2 separate regions of the Homo sapiens genome follow, and region 2 is linked to region 1. Evidence: chromatin loops called from intact Hi-C (ENCODE). Cell type or tissue: heart right ventricle. All regions are shown on one strand. Links, peaks and the distances in the headings refer to the core of each region. The heading gives the core; the rest is flanking DNA.

Evidence for each region. Peaks named below come from ENCODE experiments on the same cell type or tissue, not always from the same donor. Only the 100,000 strongest peaks of a DNase experiment are listed, where the experiment ranks them.
Region 2: a loop joins it to region 1, with 14 times the contacts of the local background. A loop is called at or near these places in 109 of 110 quality-filtered maps.

What each region holds. Positions count from the first base shown.
Region 1 is chr3:56,983,329-56,993,881 of GRCh38, reverse strand. It overlaps a transcript of ARHGEF3 not described here. Among named protein-coding and RNA genes, the nearest start is that of ARHGEF3-AS1, 49 kb to the right of the region's middle. In heart right ventricle, for the core only: CTCF peaks have their summits at 4,795 (motif pointing right) and 6,151; DNase peaks (open chromatin) are centred at 4,141, 4,811 and 5,109; H3K27ac peaks cover 1,886 bases.
Region 2 is chr3:56,698,275-56,708,827 of GRCh38, reverse strand. No RefSeq gene overlaps it. Among named protein-coding and RNA genes, the nearest start is that of TASOR, 20 kb to the right of the region's middle. In heart right ventricle, for the core only: a CTCF peak has its summit at 6,133 (motif pointing left); no DNase peak of the experiment used is centred there.

The DNA.
Region 1 (10,553 bases), core at 1,367-9,366:
CATGTTGACCAGGCTGGTCTTGAACTTCTGACCTCATCCACCTACCTTGGCCTCCCAAAGTGCTGGGATTACAGGCGTGAGCCACCGCGCCTGGCCTACAGTGTGCTTTCATCCATGATCACTGAGCCTTTTAATGAGATATGAATATTTCTCCTTCCACATGAGGAAACTGAACCTCAGGAAGGTTAAGCAATGTATCCAAAGTTAGGCTGGGCACGGTGGCTCATGCCTGTAATCCCAGCACTTTGGGAGGCTGTGACAGGAGGATTGCTTGAGCCCAGGAGTATGAGATCAGCCTGGGCAACATAGGGAGACACCGTCTCTACAAAAAATTTAAAAATTAGCTGGCCATCGTGGAACGCACCTGTAGTCCCAGCTACTTGAGAGGCTGAGGTAGGAGGATCGCTTGAGCCCAGGAGGCCGAAGCTGCAGTGAGCCAAGATCGCACTACTGTACTCCAGCCTGGGCAACAGAGTGAGACCATGTCTCAGAAACAAAAACAAAAGCACAACAAAAAACCCCCACAAAGTTATATAGTTAAGGATCAGCCTCTGGTTGGGGTCTTCTTCCTGCTCCCATTGCTAATGTCCTTTATGCCAGGAAAGAGAGCAAAAACCTCTGTTCAAATCTTGAACTAGGAGTTGATTTAGACAGGCAAAATCAGGAGGATGAAGTAAGGCTTGAGTGTAGAATGATGTTTTCAGTGGAAATTATCATCCTATTGTAGAATTTAAAAAGCTTCCTTGAGGCCAGGCGCGGTAGCTCACACCTGTAATTCCAGCACTTTGGGAGGCCAAGGCAGACAGATCGCCTGAAGTCAGGAATTCGAGGCCAGACTGGCCAATATGGTGAAACTCTCATCTCTACTAAAAATACAAAAATCAGCCAGGCATGGCGGCATGCAGCTGTAATCCCAGCTACTGGGGAGGCTGAGGCAGGAGAATCGCTTGAACCCAGGCGGCAGAGGTTGCAGTGAGCCGAGATAGCGCCACTGCACTCCAGCCTAGGCAACAGAGTGAGTCTCCATCTCCAAAAAAATAAAAAATAAAATAAAAAGCTTCCTTGAGCAGGTATTGACTTGGTGCAGGTATTAACCATGTTGACTTAGTGAACAAGCAGACTGGGAAGCTGGACCAAGCCACAGACTGCGCTGGGGTTGAGAGAGCACCTGGCACTGAGCAGCTCATGTTCACAGAGGGTAATTGTCCTCTGTGCTATGTGCTGAGGCTGGTGCCTGGGGTGGAGTCCAGTGAATTTAGGACTTCACCAACTGTCCTTTACCTGGCTCATCCCCTGATGACTGAAGGATGGCATGATCCAGGAAACATAGTTCTCCCATGCTGTGTTCTTAGCCACTGCATGTGTCTGGAGCAGACAGAAGGGACTCAAGTTGACAGTCAGTTCATAATGTTGGTACAGCTGGGGCTGATTGAGACAGATGCTGGAGGCCACATGACCTTCTTTCTGTTTTTTTTTTTTTTTTTTTTTTTTTTTTTTTTTTTTTTTAAAGCCATCCTCCCTACCATAGGACCTTTGTACATGGTGTCACCACCTCTGCCTGAAATGCTTTCCTCACCTTCATTCTTCAGATTTCACAGGTCTCATACAGAGGTTCATTTTTCTCTGACTCTTGTACAAATATATACTTAGCCTGGGCAAAATATTTATTTAACTCATTAATGAGCGAACTAGCAGGATGAGGATGAGAAAGCTGGTTCTAAGGACCATCCAGGAACACACACACATTTAACTCATTAATGAGCGAACTAGCAGGATGAGGATGAGAAAGCTGGTTCTAAGGACCATCCAGGAACACACACACACACACACACACACACACACACACACACACACACAGAGAGAGGAGGGGAGAGAGAGTGAGAGTGAGTGAGTGAATTATGGAAAAATATTATGGAAAAAAGAATGCTGGAATAAGATTGCAAACTCAGATATAAAACTGGTTAATGGGCCGGGCGCGGTGGCTCATGCCTGTAATTCCAGCACTTTGGGAGGCTGAGGCAGGTGGATCACCTGAGGTCAGGAGTTTGAGACCAGCCTGGCCAACATGGTGAAACCCCATCTCTACTAAAAATGCAAAAGTTAGCTGCTCGTGGTGGCATGCCCCTGTAATCCCAGCTACTCGGGAGGCGGAGGTGGGAGAATTGCTTGAACCTGGGAGGCAGAGCCTTCAGTGAACTGCGATCGTGCCACTGCACTCCAGCCTGGGCGACAGAGCGAGACCCTGTCTCAAAAACAAAACAAAACAAAACTGATTAATGTCCCATAGGAAAATAACACTGTAACCTTTGAGACTGTATCTGACAGAATTCTTTTTTGCAATTTATCAAATTTATCAATCTTTAACAAGTTAACAACTTAACTTTACAGAGTCTGGGCCCTAATCAAAAGCAAATAGTGAATCAAACAAAAATAACCTCCCTGTAAGCAGACTCGGGGTGTAGATAGATGACTTTGAAAAGTTATACTTTATTTCCAAGTTTGGGACAGTTTTTTTTTCTTTTTTTAACAGCATTCTATCTTGAGTGGCTAGCATAGTACCTGACACAAAGGAGGAACTAGTGACTGTTTCTTGAATGAATGAGCAAATGGGGAAAGGTTGGATCCTCAGGCATGTGAGTGGCCAGGGTATTAATACAGGAAAAGCCTTCCACTAGGAAGTTGAACCTCAGCCTTCATGCTGGAGGAGTCTGGGGTCGGAAGACCAGCTGTGAGCAGCCTGAGAGGGACTAGGGTAATGGGGCAGTTACCCAAACAGGGCTTGGGGCGGTAAAAGACATGGCAGGAATCTAGCAGTGAGAACTAGGTTATCAAGCAGGAACTGGGTCTTAAGAACAAGGGAGAATTCGGTGATTAGGACAAAGGGAGGGGAAGGAAAGGGACTGTTATTTGTGGCTTCACCCACAGTGTGCAATTCATTGTGCAAAGCTGAGTGTACACGGCTCATCTCACGCTCACCCCTCACCTGACCCCTTAGGCAGGATTATTGTTCCTCTGGTTCAGAGGCAGAGAGCCTCACAGATAGAGCTGGGGTTGTGGAGATGTTGAATTTAAGCTCTGCCATTCATGAGCTGGGTGACCCTTAGCAAGTTACTGGCTGTCTCCGCCTGTTTTTTTACCTATAAAATTGTAATGTAATCTAAGCAAATAGCAAAGTCCACAATCCTCCAGACTTAGGCTTTGGTTACATTCAGAGATTTGAAATCCATTAGCTAACAATAAAGGCAGTTCTTTTTATTTGTGTCTCTCAAAGAATAGTCAAGGGGGATCCATTTTATAACCAATACCAACTCTTTTAGGAAACTACTCTCAGGTAGTGGCATGATCTCAGCTCACTGCAACCTCTGCCTCCCGGGTTCAAGTGATTCTCCTGCCTCAGCCTCCCGAGTGTATCTGGGATTACACGTGCACGTCACCACGCCCAAGTAATTTTTGTATTTTTAGTGGAGACAGAGTTTCACCATATTGGCCAGGCTGGTCTCGAACTCTTGACCTCAAGTGATCCATCTGCCTTGGCCTCCCAAAGTCGTGGGATTACAGGCGTGAGCCATGGCCCAGCCACCTTGCAGGTGTTCTGAAACCTCTCTTGCCCTTCCCTGGACTCTGCTAAAGTTCTCCTTCCATTTGCTTTGCCCCAGAAGACTTTCCTCTTCTACCCCACCTCTGGTATTCTCTTTTCTCTCTCTGTCCTTGTTTCTCTCCCCTCTGATTAATGCACTTTGCATATGGAAACTGATGAACTCAGACTGCATAATGGAGGGAAGAAGATGGTAGATGGGGCAGAGCCTTTCCTTATCTGGGTAGCGAAGCTGGGAAGCTGGGTAGCGAAGCTGGGTAGCGTCATTGTTTTAAATAATTCTTGCCCTTGATTCGGGGAGATCAGCTCCCTCACAGTCCCATAGCGTGGTCATGAGGATTACTTTGAAGTTTCTGGCAGTTAGTGGACCTTTGGTAAATAGCGGCTCCCATTATTGTTCCAGAGGAGGAAAGTCAAGTTCACAATGGGGACATCTTGCAGCTGTGAAGTGATGAAGGGGTTTGAAGCTCAGCCAGGTTGGCTCCCGTGCGTAAAGTCTGAGTGAGCAGAAAGCCAGGAGAGTTAGAACTCACTGATGAAGTCAGGGTTGTTCCTAGGGAGTGGGGCAGGGGTGGTGCTGGGGCTGGAATCCACGAGGGCCCCAGCTGTGGGGAGGCAGCAGCCTTACTAGAGGCCAGATGAGTGCTGTCCTGGGCTTGAGTCTGGGCGTGTGTCACAGGCTGGATGATTCTAGAGCAACCCATCCAGCGCCAGCTCTCAGCCACTGTGATTGCTCAGCCACCAGGAGCCCCCTGCCCCCTGGGCACAGACCTGCTGGGGTTTTCTGCAAGGAAGCAGCAGTTTTGGCTCGGAGTGTCTCTCTGTACACTTTGGAGTCTAGTCAAGAGGACAGCCTCTTAAAATGGAAATGGGGCACTGCTGTGGGCCACCTGTGGACACTTGATTGCTCTCCCCAAGTTACTTGTATTCTCTGAGGCAGATGTCACGCTACAGCATCCACAGGGCCATTTCTAGTGCACCAGCAAAAAAAAAACGCAAGCGAGGAGTGGAATAAAATGCTCCTTGACCTTGTCCTTTCTTTCATCTCTTATCCTTTTAGGAAAAGAAGACTTTTTGTTTTCAGTTCAGATTTTAAAAAAGAACTAAATAGGGTACTTGAGACTTGCCACCCGGCAGCGGAGCTGGAGCCCTCCGGGAGGCATGGACGAAGTAATCAACTGAAGTTTTCTAATACCGGCCAGCAGAGGGCACTCTTCACTCACAATCGGTGCTGTCTTTCTCCTTGGAAACGTTCAGTGGCTGCAGGAGCCCTGGAAAAAATTGTCTTCCAGCTATTTGTAATTTAACTTTGAGTCCTCAAGAGGGTACCTTCCCCTTTTAGAGTTGCAGTGTTGGTGCTATTATTTTAACACCCGCATCTGCTGTTGTCTGGGCATCAAAGTCTAGAAAAGTCATGAGGGAGATGCATTCTCCAAGGTTCTGAGCACAAGATTCAGACAGAAACGGGGCCAGATGGGCACATACTGTTGCATAAACACCAATTAATTAATACTGGGCTCCAGATGAGCCCAGCCTGCCAAACTCGTGAGCTTCACACCTCCATGGTCTGGGCCCTGCCTCCCTTTGGTACAAAAATTAAAGAGACAGTTGCAAAAACCAGAGCATTCACTGGCCAGTCCTAGTAGGGAACAACACTGGGACATGCAGGGCACTGTGCTTCCCATGGGGACACTTTAATTCTTTCCTGTGGATTCTTCCTCTCCCTGCCAACATACTTTTAATCTTGTTGATGCTATTAATAATAATGACAGGTGACATTTATTGTGCTCTTATCATGTGCTGGGCACTTTTATGACTACTAGCTTATTTAACTCTCTTAGGCCAGGTGGGGTGGCTCATGCCTGTAATCGCAGCACTTTGGGAGGCCGAAGCGGGTGGATCACGAGATTAGGAGTTCAAGACCAGCCTGACCAACATGGTGAAACCCCGTCTCCACTACAAATACAAAAAAATTAGCTGGGCATGGTGGCGTGCGTCTGTAGTCCCAGCTACTCAGGAGGCTGAGGCAGGAGAATCACTTGAACCTGGGAGGCGAAGGTTGCAGTGAGCCAAGATCGCGCCACTGCACTCCCCTGCCTGGGCGACAGAGTGAGACTCCATCTCAAAACAAACAAACAAAAACAAAACACAAAACCAAAGAAAACAAAACAACCCTCTTAAAGTCCCAAGAGGTGGGGAACTGCTGGAACTTCTGAGGTTTTGTGAGGGTCAGGTACTTGCTGAGGGTCACTTAGCAGGTGAAGGAGGAGCCAGGTTGACCCCTCAGAGCTGTTGCCCATACCTGTCTGTCACCCATTTGTGGAGTCCCATTTATGCTCTGGACATCAGGTGGTAAGCCAGTGGTGTGCACACAAGACACAGTGCATCTCTGGCTAATTTTAATTATTTTAGTTTTGAATGTGTTAATCAAATACTTGAAAATTGAAAAGGAAGAGAAAGCCAGCCAGCCCTCAGAGAGCATACGCTGTGAGTGGAGGCCCTGAGGTGTCCATGTTCCTGAGGTGGTCTCTTAGTGGCTGCAGGATTGGCTGTGCACGGTAGGGGGAGTGAGGTTAGTGGGGCTGGCTCCTTCCTTTCCTTCCTTCTAGATCAACTCTGCTTCTACCAGGTTTATGTAGGATTGGGCTTGACCCAAGGTTTCTGCTGCTGAGAAGCTCTCAGCAAAACCCCAGTGTAGTGGCTCTTAGCTAAGGGCATGCCCAGGAGTGTTCATCACCCCGTCCCCAGAGTCCCTTTCATCTTCTGTTTCTCTTTCCAGCAGCTCCTTCCCTCCTGCCTGCAGATTGGGCCTGGAGCCTCCTGTGCCAAACACTTCCCTCCTACTCCTGCTCAGCCGTTGCATTGCCCAGAGCTCAGCCCAGTGCTGGTGCTGGTAACAGTTGAGAGACAAAGAGGGGGAGCCCTGAAGTCAGAGCTCTGCTCTCCCTGTGGCCGGCACATGATTATGCCCCAGATTCCTCATCTGCAAGATGGTGATGTTAACAGAATCTGTCCAGAAAGTATGGACTATAATGAGGCGTTGGCAACCCAGAGTTACTTGTTTGTTTGTTTTCTGAGTCAGGGTCTCACTCCATCACCCAGGCTGGAGTATAGTGGGACGATCACAGCTCACTGCAGCTTTGACCTCTTGGGCTCAAAGGATCCTCCCATCTTAGCCTTCCTAGTAGCTGGGACTACAGGCATGCATCACCATGCCCAGCTAATTTTTTCAATTTTTGTAGAGATGGGGTTTTGCCATCTTACCCAGGCAGGTCTCGAACTCCTGGCCTCATGTGATCCTCCCATCATGGCCTCCCAAGGTGTTGGGATTACAGGCATGAGCCATCACACCCGGCCTCCAAAGTGTTTTAAACATCACTTCACCCGCAGTAAGGATTCAATATCCATGGACCATCATTACTATTAAGATTATGACCATCACTCCAGACCTATTTTTATTTTTATCTTTTTTTTTTTCAAAATTCGCATGCGTTTATCCTCTTTTCTGCCCCCACTTCTTTCCTACCTACTGTCTCCTCCCCAGTGACTACCCCCACTACTACCCTGAAACTGCCTTCGAGGTGACCAGCCATCTGGAGAGCCAAAGCTGTTGGGGGGTTTTGTGCAGTCTTCATCATGGACTCCCCTTTCACAGCATTGGGTCCTGGCTCCGCCTCCTCCTGGAACACTCGATTTGCTGGCTTCCCCCCAACCCCTTACTCCCAACTGCACCGTCCCCAGGGCTGTTGCTTCCGGCCTCTTCTATCACTGCAGGTCCTTGCCTTTGGTCACCCCAGCCATGCCAGGACATTGGCTTTGACCTCAGCTGCAAATCCCAGTTCCCCACTGTTGCCAAACCTTTCTGTCTACAGCTCCCAGGGGCCCCAGACTTTGTATGTGTTAAACTCAGATTTCTGGAGGCTGGTGAGGGATGAGCTGCCTTCAGTCTCAGAGACTAGAGGCAGAGATTAGGGACAACAGGCCTTTTTAAGCAACTGAGAATTCAGTCTGAGGGCACTGGGAAGCCTTTGCAGGTGGAGGCAGGATAAACCCCAAATCTGTCCACCCCTAAAGACCCTGCACTTCCTGATTTTTTGTTGGGCTCTTTAGGTTGCTGGTAGTTTGTGGGTGTGTGGTTTCTTTTACATTTAATTTCCCCCTGCTGGTGATTCATGCATCCCTCCTAGACTCCAGAGCCCCAAATACAATGTTAATAAGTTGCATCTGGCAGAGTGCAGCGTGCTGGGGTGTTTGTGACTGCACTATATTGATGTTTGGTAAGTTTCTGAGGCCTGGCTCTTTGAGAGTCTTTGAACAGGGCCTTCTCTGGGAGCCCAGCAGCAGCAGCCTGTTGTAGAGGGACCTCCCTGAGTGTCCCTGGTGACCTTCCAGCCAGGCGGCATCACATTGCCCCTTGCTGCTAATTCCCCTTGCCCACCCCCAGCCCCACCTGTGGGTATGTTGTCCATTTACATCCTCATTTGTTAGAGTCTGTGCCTTCCTCTCACCTGCTTGTTCATTCTGGCCAGGGCCCAGTGCCCAGGAGGCATGGTGAATGTGCGTGAGGGGATCGAGGGGGCGAGGCCGCAGGCTGCTCTCAGCTATGCTGTTCCCAGGGACCCGTGCACTGCTGCCCCTCTCAGAACCTCAGTTTCCCTATCTGTCTTTACAAAATAGCTGGCCCTGAGCCCTGCTGCCCACCTGTCTGTGGAATACATGTGGAGAACAGCCAATGTGGCAGAGCCCCAGTTCAGGGGTGGAGGCGGCGAATGAATATGTCACATTGTCGCCCTGTAGCGAGTGCAATGCTATTCTGGCTGCCCCAGTGCCAGGACAGTCTGAGCAGCAGTGATTTTTAAAGAGAATGTGTATTCCAATTTAAAATCCTGTGTTTTAAAGGCTGGGCGCGGTGGCTCACGCCTGCAATCCCAGCACTTTGGGAGGCCGAGGCGGGCAGATCGCCTGAGGCCAGGAGTTCAAGACCAGCCTGGCCAACATGGTGAAACCCTCTCTCTGCTAAAAATACAAAAATTAGCTGGTCATGGTGGCGGGCACCTATAGTCCCAGCTACTTGGGAGGCTGAAGCAGGAGAATCACTTGAACCCAAGAGGCAGAGGTTGCAGTGAGCTAGGATTGCACCATTGCATTCCCCGCCTGGGCGACAGAGTGAGACTCTGTCTCAAAAAAATCAAATCAAATCATGTGTTTCTGTTAGAAGATGTCCTTGTGTTTCTTTGCTTTTCTTCAGAAGCATTCATAGGCCAGGGGTGAAAAAACTACCATCTTTTACTCCAGAAGAAATATGACTTCCCATAATACTTTAGATTTCCAGTATCTGGAAGGGTAACTGATGTTGCTTTTGCTGATAGCAGGTAGCAAAGGTATTGGTCATTACGGGGCCACCAAGGATCCTGGAAGGATCCTTTTCTACTGTCCAAGGCCGGGCTCCCCTCCCCTGTTTTCTTTTCCTCCCCTCTCTAGTCCACTCTAAGAGCCAAACTAATCCAAATATTTTTCTTTCCTCTGTAGGCCCTTGGTGTTTCATAATCTAGAAAACTCTAGGGAGTAATGTTCACTTGATGTAGTTTCATGTTGGCAGTTAAAAATGAACTTTATAAAACAGACTTGTAGTCCATTTGGGAAATGCACAAAGTGATTTTTTAAAAAGTTATGCCACGATCAATATTATAGTGTTTTCCTTATCTTTTTTTTTAAACCTGTGAGTTTATTTATGTAACTTTATATTCTAGTTTTTCGTCCAGTATTTTAATATAATCATTGCCTCATGACAAGGGCAAATCAGACATCACAGTTTGCGGGGCTTGTCCACCTCCCTCCCTTCCTTGTAACATACTCGCCCACCCACCTACCCATCATGTGCTTGTCCACTTACCAACCATCCATCCATCATGGATTGAGGGGCTCTTCTCTGAGGAACAGGGCTGGGTTCTAAGAAACAATTATCAATGCGACAGGCAGGGTCCCTGCCCTTGGGGAGTTACTGCTATATAGTGGAACCAGTGTGTAAGTAAACACAGGGGAAAATGGCAGATTGTGGGGGTCTCTGGGTGGTGGGCAGGGGGCTGCAGCCCACGGTGTGGTTTTGACTTCCATGCATGGATGGCAGCTCAGTGGTTGTGTAAGCTCTTGTGGCTGCTGTGTGTCTGTGAGGCTATCCACAATGGGAGGCTGGATTTAAACACTAGATCTGGAATTTCCCTACAAAAAGGTGCCCCCATGAGTGCTCAGGACTGTGGGGTCCTTCTATGTGGGGTGAACTGAGGGACTGTACAGTGTGGCAGGGTCAATTATTGAGCTGGGATAGCCAGTCTTTTTTTTTTTTTTTTTTCTCGAGACGGAGTCTCGCTCTGTCACTAGGCTGGAGTGCGGTGGCACAATCTCAGCTCACTGCAACCTCCGCCCCCAAGGTTCAAGCAATTCTCCTGCCTCAGCCTTCCGAGTAGCTGGGACTACAGGCGTGCACCACCACGCCTGGCTAAATTTTGTATTTTTAGTAGAGACAGGGTTTCACCATATTGGCCAGGATGGCCTCGATCTCCTGACCTCATGATCCGCCCGCCTCTGGCTCCCAAAGTGCTGGCATTACAGGCGTCAGCCACTGCTTCCGGCTGATAGTCAGTTTTAAAAGGAGACATGAACCTGACCCAGCATGCTGACCCTGCAGAAGGGGGCTGTGTTGTAAATGCATTGTTCTCTGGTGTTAGAAATTGCATAGTTATTTGTAGCATCACAGGTACTATTGGAGGCGAGGGGATTTTTTAGAGGGATTTCTTAGAAAGCTTTATGTCTGCAGCAGAGTCTGAAAGGATATACACCAGGCCAGGGATCACCAACTCTGAGTGTGACAGAGACCAGGCAGGACCTTACATGAGTGGCCAGGGAAGGGCAGGGGTCACAGTGGGGAGGGATGGAGACCCCAAGAGCCCATGGTCCATCT
Region 2 (10,553 bases), core at 1,387-9,386, 290 kb after region 1:
TTTTTTCTAATCTAGCCTGACAGTCTCTTTCAATTGGAAGCTTTATACCCTTTATGTTTAATGTAATTAATAATATAATTCATTTTAAGTCTGCCATCTTGTTAGTTGTTTTCTGTATGTTCCATTTGTTTTAGATTCCACTTTCTCTCTTTACCAACTTTTTTTGGATTAATTACTTTTTTTTTTTTTTTTTTGAGACAAAGTCTCGTTCTGTCACCCAGGCTGGAGTGCAGTGGCAAGGGAACCTCTGCCTCCCGGGTTCAAGCAATTCTCATGCCTCTGCCTCCCAAGTAGCTGGGATTACAGGCACGTGCCACCACGCCCGGCTATTTTTTATATTTTTAGTAGAGACAGGGTTTCGCCATGTTGCCCAGCTGGTCTCGAACTCCTGACCTCAAGTGATCTGCCCGCCTCGGCCTCCCAAAGTGCTGGGATTACAGGCGTGAGCCACAGCACCTGACCAGATTAAATATTTTCTAATACTGTATTTGTCTCCCCTTTAGTAGTTATTCTCTTTGGTCTTTTTTGGTTTTTTGTTTGTTTGTTTAGTGTTTGTTCTTTAAATTATCACCATCTACCTTCAAATAATATCATACCGGCCACGCGCGGTAGTTTATGCCTGTGATGCCAGCACTTTGGGAGGCCAAGGCGGGTGGATCATGAGGTCCAGAGTTTAAGAGCAACCTGGACAATATGGTGAAACCCCGTCTCTTCTAAAAATACAAACATTAGCCGGAAGTGGTGGCAGGCACCTGTAATCCCAGCTACTCCGGAGGCTGAGGCAGGGAACTGCTTGAACCCAGGAGGCAGGGAACTGCTTGAACCCAGGAGGCAGAGGTTGCAGTGAGCTGAGATCGCGCCACTGCACTCCAGCCTGGGCAACCGAGTGAGACTCCGTCTCAAAAATAATAATAATAATAATAATAGTATCATACCTTTCATGTATAACGTAGAATCTTACACCAATATACTTCCATTTCCTTCACCCCCTTCTCTGTGGTAGTGTTGTTACACATGTGTCTTCTCATGTTTTAAGCTCCAAATTTTATTATTATTTTAACATAATAGAGATAGATAGACATATTTATCTTTTAAAGAAATAAAACAATTAGAAAAAATTGTTATATCTGTGCCAATATTTACCTTTTCTTTTTTTTTTTTTTTTTTGAGATGGAGTTTCACTCTTGTTGCCCAAGCCGAAGTGCAATGGCGCCATCTCGGCTCACTGCAACCTCCACCTCACAGGTTCAAGTGATTCTCCTGCCTCAGCTTCCCGAGTAGCTGGGATTACTGGCATGTGCCACCACGCCCGGCTAATTTTGTATTTTTAGTAGAGACAGGGTTTCTCCATGTTGGTCAGGCTGGTCTCAAACTCCTGACCTCAGGTGATCCACCCACCTTGGCCTCCCAAAGTGCTGGGATTACAGGTATGAGCCACCGCCCCCGGCTATATTTACCTTTCTAGTACTCTTATTTCATTTGTATAGAAAAAAGTTTCCATTTGGTATTATTTTATTTCAGCCTGAAGAACTTTCTTTGAACATTTTTTATATTGGAGATATATACTAACAATAAACTTCTCGGCTTTTGTTTGAAAAATCTTTAATCTTGTTTTAATTTTTAAACAGTATTTTCACTGAAAATAGAATTTTAATCTACAATATTTTTTTCTCTGAGCACTTTAAAGATATTACTTCATTGTCTTCTGGTTTGCAGTTTCTACCAGAAGCCTGTGAATAATTCTTATCTTTGTTCTTCTGTATGTAATGTGTATTTGGGGTTGAGAGGAGCCTGCATTTAAGATTGTATCTTAATCATTGGTTTTTTAGTGATTTTAATTATGACATGCCTTGGTGAGGTTTGTATGTGTGAGAATGTTTATCCTACTTGGCATTCAATGAATGTCTTGGGTTTCTGTGTCTGTGATTTCCATAAAATTTGAAAACTATAAGCCAATATTTATTAAAATAGTTTTTTTGTAGTATCCTTCCTTATGAGACTCCAATTATGAATATGTTAGACCACTCCATATTTTTCCAGAAGTCAGTGAGGCTCTGTTCATTTGGTTAAAAAATATTTTTAACATTTGTGCTTCATTTTTAAAAACAGATTCTATTGCCAGGTTCTCAAGTTTACTATTTATGTTTTAGCAGTTTCTAATCTTAATACCTCCAGAGAAACTTCCATTTTCATTCTGATACTATATTTTAATCTTTGGATATTCCATGTGTTACTCTTTTGTAGTTTCATTTCTTTGCTTATGATGTTCATATTTTCACTTAACTGTGTTTACACTGTAATAATAGTTATTTTAATATTTCTATCTGCTAGTTCCAGCATCCGTATCATTTTTGTCTGTTTTCATTGATTGATTTTCTCTTGGTTATAAGCTAGCACTTTCTGGCTTCTTGGCATGTTTAGTAATATTTTATTGGATGCTGGACATTGTAAGCATCTGAATTTTGTTGCTGTTGTTGTTATTTTAAGGATATTAGGCCAGTTTACTTTTGTTGAGCACCTTGATAAAAAAGAAGAAGAATATTAGTCCAGCCGTGGTGGTTTATGCCTATAATCCCAGCACTTTGGGAGGCCAGGAGGATCACTTGAGCACAGGAGGTCGAGGCTGCAGTGGGCCATGATTGCACCACCATACTCCAGTGGTGCAATCATAGCTGGAAACAAAGGAAGAGAAGAGAAGAGAGGAAGAGAAGATCAGGCTTTGTTATGGCAGGCAGGTAAGCTAATTATAGATTATTTTGATACCTTCTTTTTTTTTTTTTTTTTTTTTTGAGGCAGAGTCTCACTCTGTCAGCCAGGCTGGAGTGCAGTGGCACGATCTTGGCTCACTGCAACTTCTGTCTCCCGGGCTCAAGCAATTCTCCTGCCTCAGCCTCCCGAATAACTGGGATTACTGGCATGTGCCACTACACCCAGCTAATTTTTGTATTTTTAGTAGAGACAGGGTTTCACCATGTTGGTCAGGCTGGTCTTGAACTCCTAACCTCAGGTAATCCGCCTGCCTCGGCCTCCCAAAGTGCTGGGATTACAGGCGTGAGCCACCACACCCAGCCCAGTTTGATACTTTTAAGGCCTATTTTAATTTTTGCTATGGCAGATATAGATTAGCCTTTACTCCAGGATTATTCCGTCTAAGCATGATCCCCCTGAATATTTGTCACATGGCTCAGTTAATTATTGAAGACTTTCCATTGGTTATTCAGGACCTTGGCTAATTGAAGTTCTCACTTCTCCCCACTCAGTTTGAACACTGAGTGTAATTCAGTTTACAATTCCAAGTCTTTATTTTCTCAGCCTCATGAAGGTTTTACTCCACACATGCATAGTCAAGGGGACTTCCTATGCGGTCTTCTGAAACTCTTTTTCTACAAAGCTTCCAATTCTCTAGAATTTTGCCTGGCAACTTTCAGTTACCTTCTGCTCCCCAAATCTCGGAGAGATTGCTCAGCTTCACTTGCATTCCCCTCCCCGCATCCACAACCTGGAAATTGCCTTCAGACAAAATTCCGGTGTGGTTTTAGGGTTTACCTTTTTGTTTCCTTTCTTTTAGGGATTACAATCCACACTGCCTATTGTCTGATTTCTGAATATAGTTGTTTAGAGTATTTTGGCCAGTTTTCTAGTTGTTTATGGGGGGATCAGTATAATTGGAAGCAGGAGTCTCAAAGTCATTTTTTAAATTTCTGTTTTAAAATGTAACAGCTCTGTGTACATACAATGGAATATTATTCGGCCTTAAAAAGAAATCCTGACATATGATAAAACATAGATGAACCTTGAGGATGTTATGCTAAGTGAAACAAGCCAATCACAAAAAGACAAATACTATATGATTCCATTTCTATGAGGTACTTAGAGTAGTCAAATTTATAAAGACAGGAAGTAGAGTGATGGTTAGCAAGTACTGCGGGGAGAGGGAAATGGCGAGCTGTTCTTTAATTGGTATAGAGTTTCAGTTTTGCAATATGAAAAGGGGATAGGAGATTATTTGTACAACAGTGTGAATATGCTTAACACTATTGGACTGTATGCTTTTTTCTCCCATATATATTCTGCTTATGTAGACTGTACACTTAAAATGGTTGAGGCCAGGTGCAGTGCCTCACGCCTGTAATTCCAGCACTTTGGGAGGCCAAGGTGGACATATCACCTGAGCTCAGGAGTTTGAGACCAGCCTGGCCAACATGGTGAACATGCCTCTGTAAAAAATACAAAAATTAGCCAGCCAGAGAATCACTTGAACCCGGGAGGCAGAGGTTGCAGTGAGCCTAGACTGCACCACTGCACTCCAGCCTAGGAGCCTGGGCGACAGAGTGAGACTCCATCTGAAAAAAAAAAAAAAAAAAAAAAAAAAAAGGTTGAGATGGTAAATTTTCTGTTATATGTATTTTACAATTTTTTTAAAAAACAGCTAACAGTGACTGGGCGCGGTGGCTCACAGCTGTAATCCCAGCACTTTGGGAGGCCGAGGTGGGCGGATCACGAGGTCAGGAGATCGAGAACATCCTGGCTAACACGATGAAACCCCATCTCTACTAAAAATACAAAAAATTAGCCAGGTGTGGTGGCGGGTGCCTGTAGTCCCAGCTACTCGGGAGGCTGAGGCAGGAGAATGGCATGAACCGAGAAGGCGGAGCTTGCAGTGAGCCGAGATCACACCACTGCACTCCAGCCTAGGCGACAGAGCGAGACTCCATCTCAAAAAAAAACAAAAACAAAAAAACAAAACAACAACAACAACAACAAAAACCACACCTAACAGTGTTCCAGTCATTTTACATTACGCTTAATCTGTGCAACAACCTCTTAAGATGTAGGTGCAATCATTATTATTTTGTTTTGAGACACTGTCTTGCCCTATTATACAGTGTGTGGTACAGTGACGTGATCATAGCTCACTCTAGCCTTGAACTCCTGGGCTCAAGCAATCCTCCTGCCTCAGCCTCCCGAGTAGCTAGAACTACAGGCATGCACCTCCATGCCCAGCTAGTTTTTAATTTTTTTGTAGAGGTGGGGTCTTGCTTTGTTGCCCAGGTTGGTCTTCAACTCCTGACCTCAAAGGATTCTCCCCCTTTGGCCTCCCAAAGCGCCAAGATTGCAGGTGTGAGCCACTGCAGGTGGCTGGCCTAGGTGCCATTTTTTTTCTCAACATGGAGTCTTGCTCTGTTGCCCAGGCTGGAGTACAGTGCGGCGATCTCTGCTCACTGCAACCTCCACCTCACTGGTTCCAGCAATTCTCCTGCCTCAGCCTCCCGAGTAGCTGGGACTACAGGTGCCTGCCACCCCGCCCAGCTAATTTTTTTTATTTTTTAGTAGAGATGGGGGTTCACCATATTGGCCAGGCTGGTCTCGAACTCCTGACCTCGTGATCCACCCACCTCAGCCTCCCAAAGTGCCAGGATTACAGGTGTGAGCCTCTGCGCCCTGCTGGTGCAATTATTATCTCAGTTTTACAGATGAGAAAACTCAGACCCATAGTTACAACATATATATGTTGTAACTGTTATTATAAATATATATACACATGCTTATATAAACAACTATAAAATATGTGAGTATGTGTGTGTGTATATATATTTTGTGTGTGTGTGTGCATATATATGCACACACACACACACACACACATATACATATATATGCGTGCTTTTATAGATGCAGCCTCACTATGTTGCCCAGGCAGGACTCTTAACTCCTGGGCTTAGGTGATCCTCCCACCTCAGCCTCCCCAGTGCCTGGGACTACAGGCATGGGCCACCATACCTGCAGTGACAACATATTTTTTAAAAGAATCCCATTGTACCTTAAATCATGACTCTTTGTAAAAGAGTTGGAAAACCACCAGGCAGATGACCCCAGTAAGACATTGTGGCTCGTCTTTATTCCCTCTTGGCATTGCCCCAGGTCCTATCCATCTAAGAGCCTTCCGCAGTCTTTGAACTCTGGGAAGAATTCTGTCCTGCCTAAATATAAGTATGGTAATACTGTAATTCCACAAATACTATGAGATTGTAGTTGTGGAACTACAGAACTCTTCTGGGGGAATATTTTAAAAATATTATTAGGTAATACAGAAAAGCTGCTAGGGTTTTGAAAACTGCTTAGTGAAGTTTTGCTGCCCTCTGCTGGAATTAAGCTGTATGCTCTTGAATGTCTGGTTTTCAACAGAAGGATTATAAAGCATTTAGTATGCATTGTTAGAATTTCATGGAGGTGTCTCAGGCGTTCTGCAAGCGTCTGGCACAATTTTTTTTTTTTTGAGATGGAATATCACTTTGTTGCCCAGTGTGGAGTGCAGTGGCAAGATCTCAGCTCACTACAACCTCCGCCTCCCGGGTTCAAGGGATTACAGGCACGCACATGATGCCTGGCTATATTTTTGTATTTTCAGTGGAGACAAGGTTTCACCATGTTGGCCAGGCTGGTCTTGAACTCCTGACCTCAGGTGATCCGCCCGCCTCAGCCTCCCAAGTCCTGGGATTACAGGTGTGAGCCACCATGCCCAGCCCAAATTTTATATTCTAAACATATTTAAACTATTTTCACAATAAAAATAATATTGTGTATTTAAATGTTACATATCTTAGTTTGACATACCAGATATTGCCAGAATCTAGTCTTGGAATGGAAAGGGAAAACCTTCCTAAACTAACCATCCACTCTTCTTATCTGTTCTTACATGTTTGTGTTCCGTCACTCCATTTCAAGCCCTACGGCCTTCCGCTAAACCATTTCAATAAGGAAAACACTTATAATGTTTTATAGATGATGTGATTTTTAGCTTGAAAATTGTTAACTATTGTAAGGTCCTCTACATCTGAATTATGAATTGGAAGTGTTTATATCCTTTATTTGGCTTATTTTAAAACACCTGTAATTCTAGCACTTTGGGAGGCCAAGCTGGGTGAATTGCTTGAGCTCAGGAGTTCAAGATCAGCCTGGGCCACAGAGTGAAACCCCATCTCTACAGAAAATACAAAAATTAGCTGGGTGCAGTGGTACTCACCTGCATAGTTCCAGCTACCTGGGAGGCTGAGGTGGGAGGGTTGCTTAAGCCCAGGGGCCAGAGGTTTCAGTGAGCCTAGATCTTGCCACTACACTCCAGCCTGAGAGACAGAGTCTCAAAAACAAAACAAAACAACAAAACAAAACAAAACACCAAAAACAATTAAAACACCTTGGCATGGTGGCTCATGCCTGTAATCCCAGCACTTGGGAGGCCAAGGCGGGCGGATCACGAGGTCAGGAGATTGAGGCCATTCTGGTCAACATGGTGAAACCCCATCTCTACTAAAAATACAAAAAAATTAGCTGGGCATGGTGGCGCGTGCCTGTAATCCCAGCTACTTGGGAGGTTGAGGCAGGAGAATCGCTTGAACCTGGCAAGCGGAGGTTCAGTGAGCCAAGATCGAGCCACTGCACTTCAGCCTGGCAACAGAGTGAGACTCCATCTCAAAACAACAACAACAACAACAACAAAAACACGTAACAAAACACCTGGCATCATCATTTTATGGTTTATTATTTGGTCCTTTCAGAAAGTTATAAATTACTGACATGTTAAAAAAAGAATGTGGTGGGGAGTGGGGGAAAAACAACAGCATCCTTTAGTAACTGTGATTACTAGTACTTTAGTAAAACCCATCTCTACTTCTTTCCTGCTTCTTTGAAATTCTCTCACACTGTAGTGCAACCTCAGTTTGTATCTAGGCTGACAATGACCAAGGATGGAGAAGTTCTAAGCCATCCTTACCTAGATTTTTGCAACAATGTCCTAAGTAGTTTTGTTGACTCCAATCCACCTAAAATCCACCTTCTATAACGAGAACCAGAATGCTCACACCTGTAATCAAGCACTTTGGGTTGCCAAGGTGGGAGGACTGCTTGAGCCCAGGGGTTCGAAACCAGCCTGATAACACAGGTAGACTCCCGTCTCTGCAAAAAATAAGAAAATTAGCTGGGTGTGGTGGCACACACCTGTGGTCCCAGCTACTCGGGGAGCTGAGGTAGGAGGATAGCTTGGGCCCTGGAAGTTTCGGCTGCAGTGATCTGTGATTGTGCCACTGCACTCCAGCCTGGGTGACCGAGTGAGACCCTAAGAAAGAAAGGAAGAAAGAAGGAAGGAAGGAAGGAAGGAGAAGGAATGAAGGAAGGAAGGAGAAGGAAGGAAGGAGAAAGAAAGGACAGGAAGAGAAAGAAAAAAGGAAAGAGAGAAAGAAATGAAAAGTTAAAAACAACAAAGAAACCCAGAATGATCTGTCTAAAATGCACGACTGATTGGGTCAGCTTCTACCTAAAATCCTTAACTTCTTATATTTTGCATCAGGATTAAATCCAAATCCCTTAATGTGGCATATGTTCTGTGATTCAGCTAGAGCCTTCAGACCAGCCCGCCTCTCCACTTGCCGCCTCATCCTGTATACCACAACAGCCAACTGTGCTTCCCTGCTGCAGAAACCTTTTTGTTTCTCACATTGGTATCTTTGTTCTTTTTTTCTCTCACCGTTTCTCTACCTGGAATTCCACTCATGCCATTGCCCTTCCTCTTCATCTCTGACATTCACTGACTCAGCTAGTCTCTACAAGATAGTCTTCTTCTCTTTTGCTAGTGTATTTACAAGCAGGAACTGTGTCTTATGTTTTATTCCCTGGGTCAGATATAGTTCTTAGCAAACACAAATTGTTCAAGAACTAATTGCTAAGTAATTGCATGTGTTTAGTAAGTGGGTGCCAGTGATGTCAATGTAGTAAGCTCCAGATTATCAGTGTCCCAGCATGAGGGTATGAGCATTCTCCTGTCTTTTGAATGTCTTAGGTTATTGTAGACAGACTGTAGTTAAAGGTACTTGAGGCTTTGAGACAGAATTGTATGCTATTTTGTCTTTTTTTTTTTTTTAATTGAGACGGAGTCTCACTCTGTTGCCCAGGCTGGAGTGCAGTGGCGTGATCTCGGTTCACTGCAACCTCCGCCTCCCAGGTTCAACCAATTCTTCTGCCTCAGCCTCCTAGGTAGCTGGGATTACAGGCACACACCACCACTTCCGGCTAATTTTTGTATTTTTAGTAGAGACAGGGATTTCACCATGTTGGTCAGGCTGGTCTCGAACTCCTGACCTCGTGATGGCCGCCTGCCTCAGCCTCCCAAAATGCTGGGATTACAGGCATGAGCCTCTGCGCCCAGGCTTTTACATTTAAAAGAATGTAAAACTTGCATTTGACCCCACTTCAAACTCCTTCAGGTAAGAAATAGATGTCTTAGTCAGTTTGGGCTGCTGTAACAGAGTACCATATTGCTGGTGGCTTATAAACAACAAACACTTATTTCTCACAGTTCTAGAGGGTGGGAAGTTTGACATCAAGGCACTGGCAGATCCAGTGTCTGGTGAGGAACCACTCCCTCATTCGTGGACAGCCATCTTTCCACTGCGTCCTCACATGGCTAAAGGGGTAAAGGGGCTCTCTGAAGTCTGTTTTATAAAGACGCTAATCCCATGCATGAGGGCTCCACCCTCATGACCTAGTTACCTCCCAAAGGTCCTACTTCTTTATCTGACAATTATCAAGGATGGTGAAATCCTAAGAGTTTCAACATATGAATTTGGGTGGGACATAAAAATTTAGTCTGTAGCACTAGGGAAGTGGAATTTTGCTTATTATCAGGCTGGGCATGGTGGCTCACACCTGGAATCCCAGCACTTTGGGAGGCCAAGGTAGGCAGATCACTTGAACCCAGGAGTTCCAGACCAACCTGGGCAATATTGCACAATCCCATCTCTACAAAAAATACAAATTAGCCCGGGTGGTGGTGCATGCCTGTGGTCCCAGCTACTTGGGAGGCTGAGGTGGGAGGATCACCTGAGCCAGAGATGTCAAGGCTGCAGTGAGCTGTGATCTCACCACTGCACTCCAGCCTGGGTGGAAAAAAAAAAAAAAAAAAATATATATATATATATATATACACACACACACACACACACACACACACACACATACACACACACACATATATACACATATATATATACATATATAGTATCTTTATACTTATTTAGTATAAGAGATTTGGAACGACTTTGACAAAATTAAATATCTTACGTTGCTTATTATATTTCTAGTAAACAGAAATTCAACAAAGGGCCATAGGACTTGTAATAACAGATTGATTAAGAGAGTGAAGAGTTCTTTAGCACTGAAAGAAAGGAGAGCATTGGCGGGTGCGGTGGCTCACACCTGTAATCCCAGCACTTTGGGAGGCTGAGGCAGGTGGATCACCTGATGTCAGGAGTTCGAGACCAGCCTGGCCAACATAGTGAAACCCCGTCTCTACTAAAACTACAAAAATCAGCAGGGTGTGGTGGCGCACACCTGTAGTCCCAGACTCGGGAGGCTGAGGCAGGAGAATCACTTGAACCCAAGAGGCAGAGGTTGCAGTGAGCCGAGATCATGCCATTGCACTCCAGCCTGGGCGACAAGAGTAAAACTCCATCTCAAAAAAAAAAAAAAAAAAGAAAGAGAAAGAAAGGAAGGAAGGAAGGAAG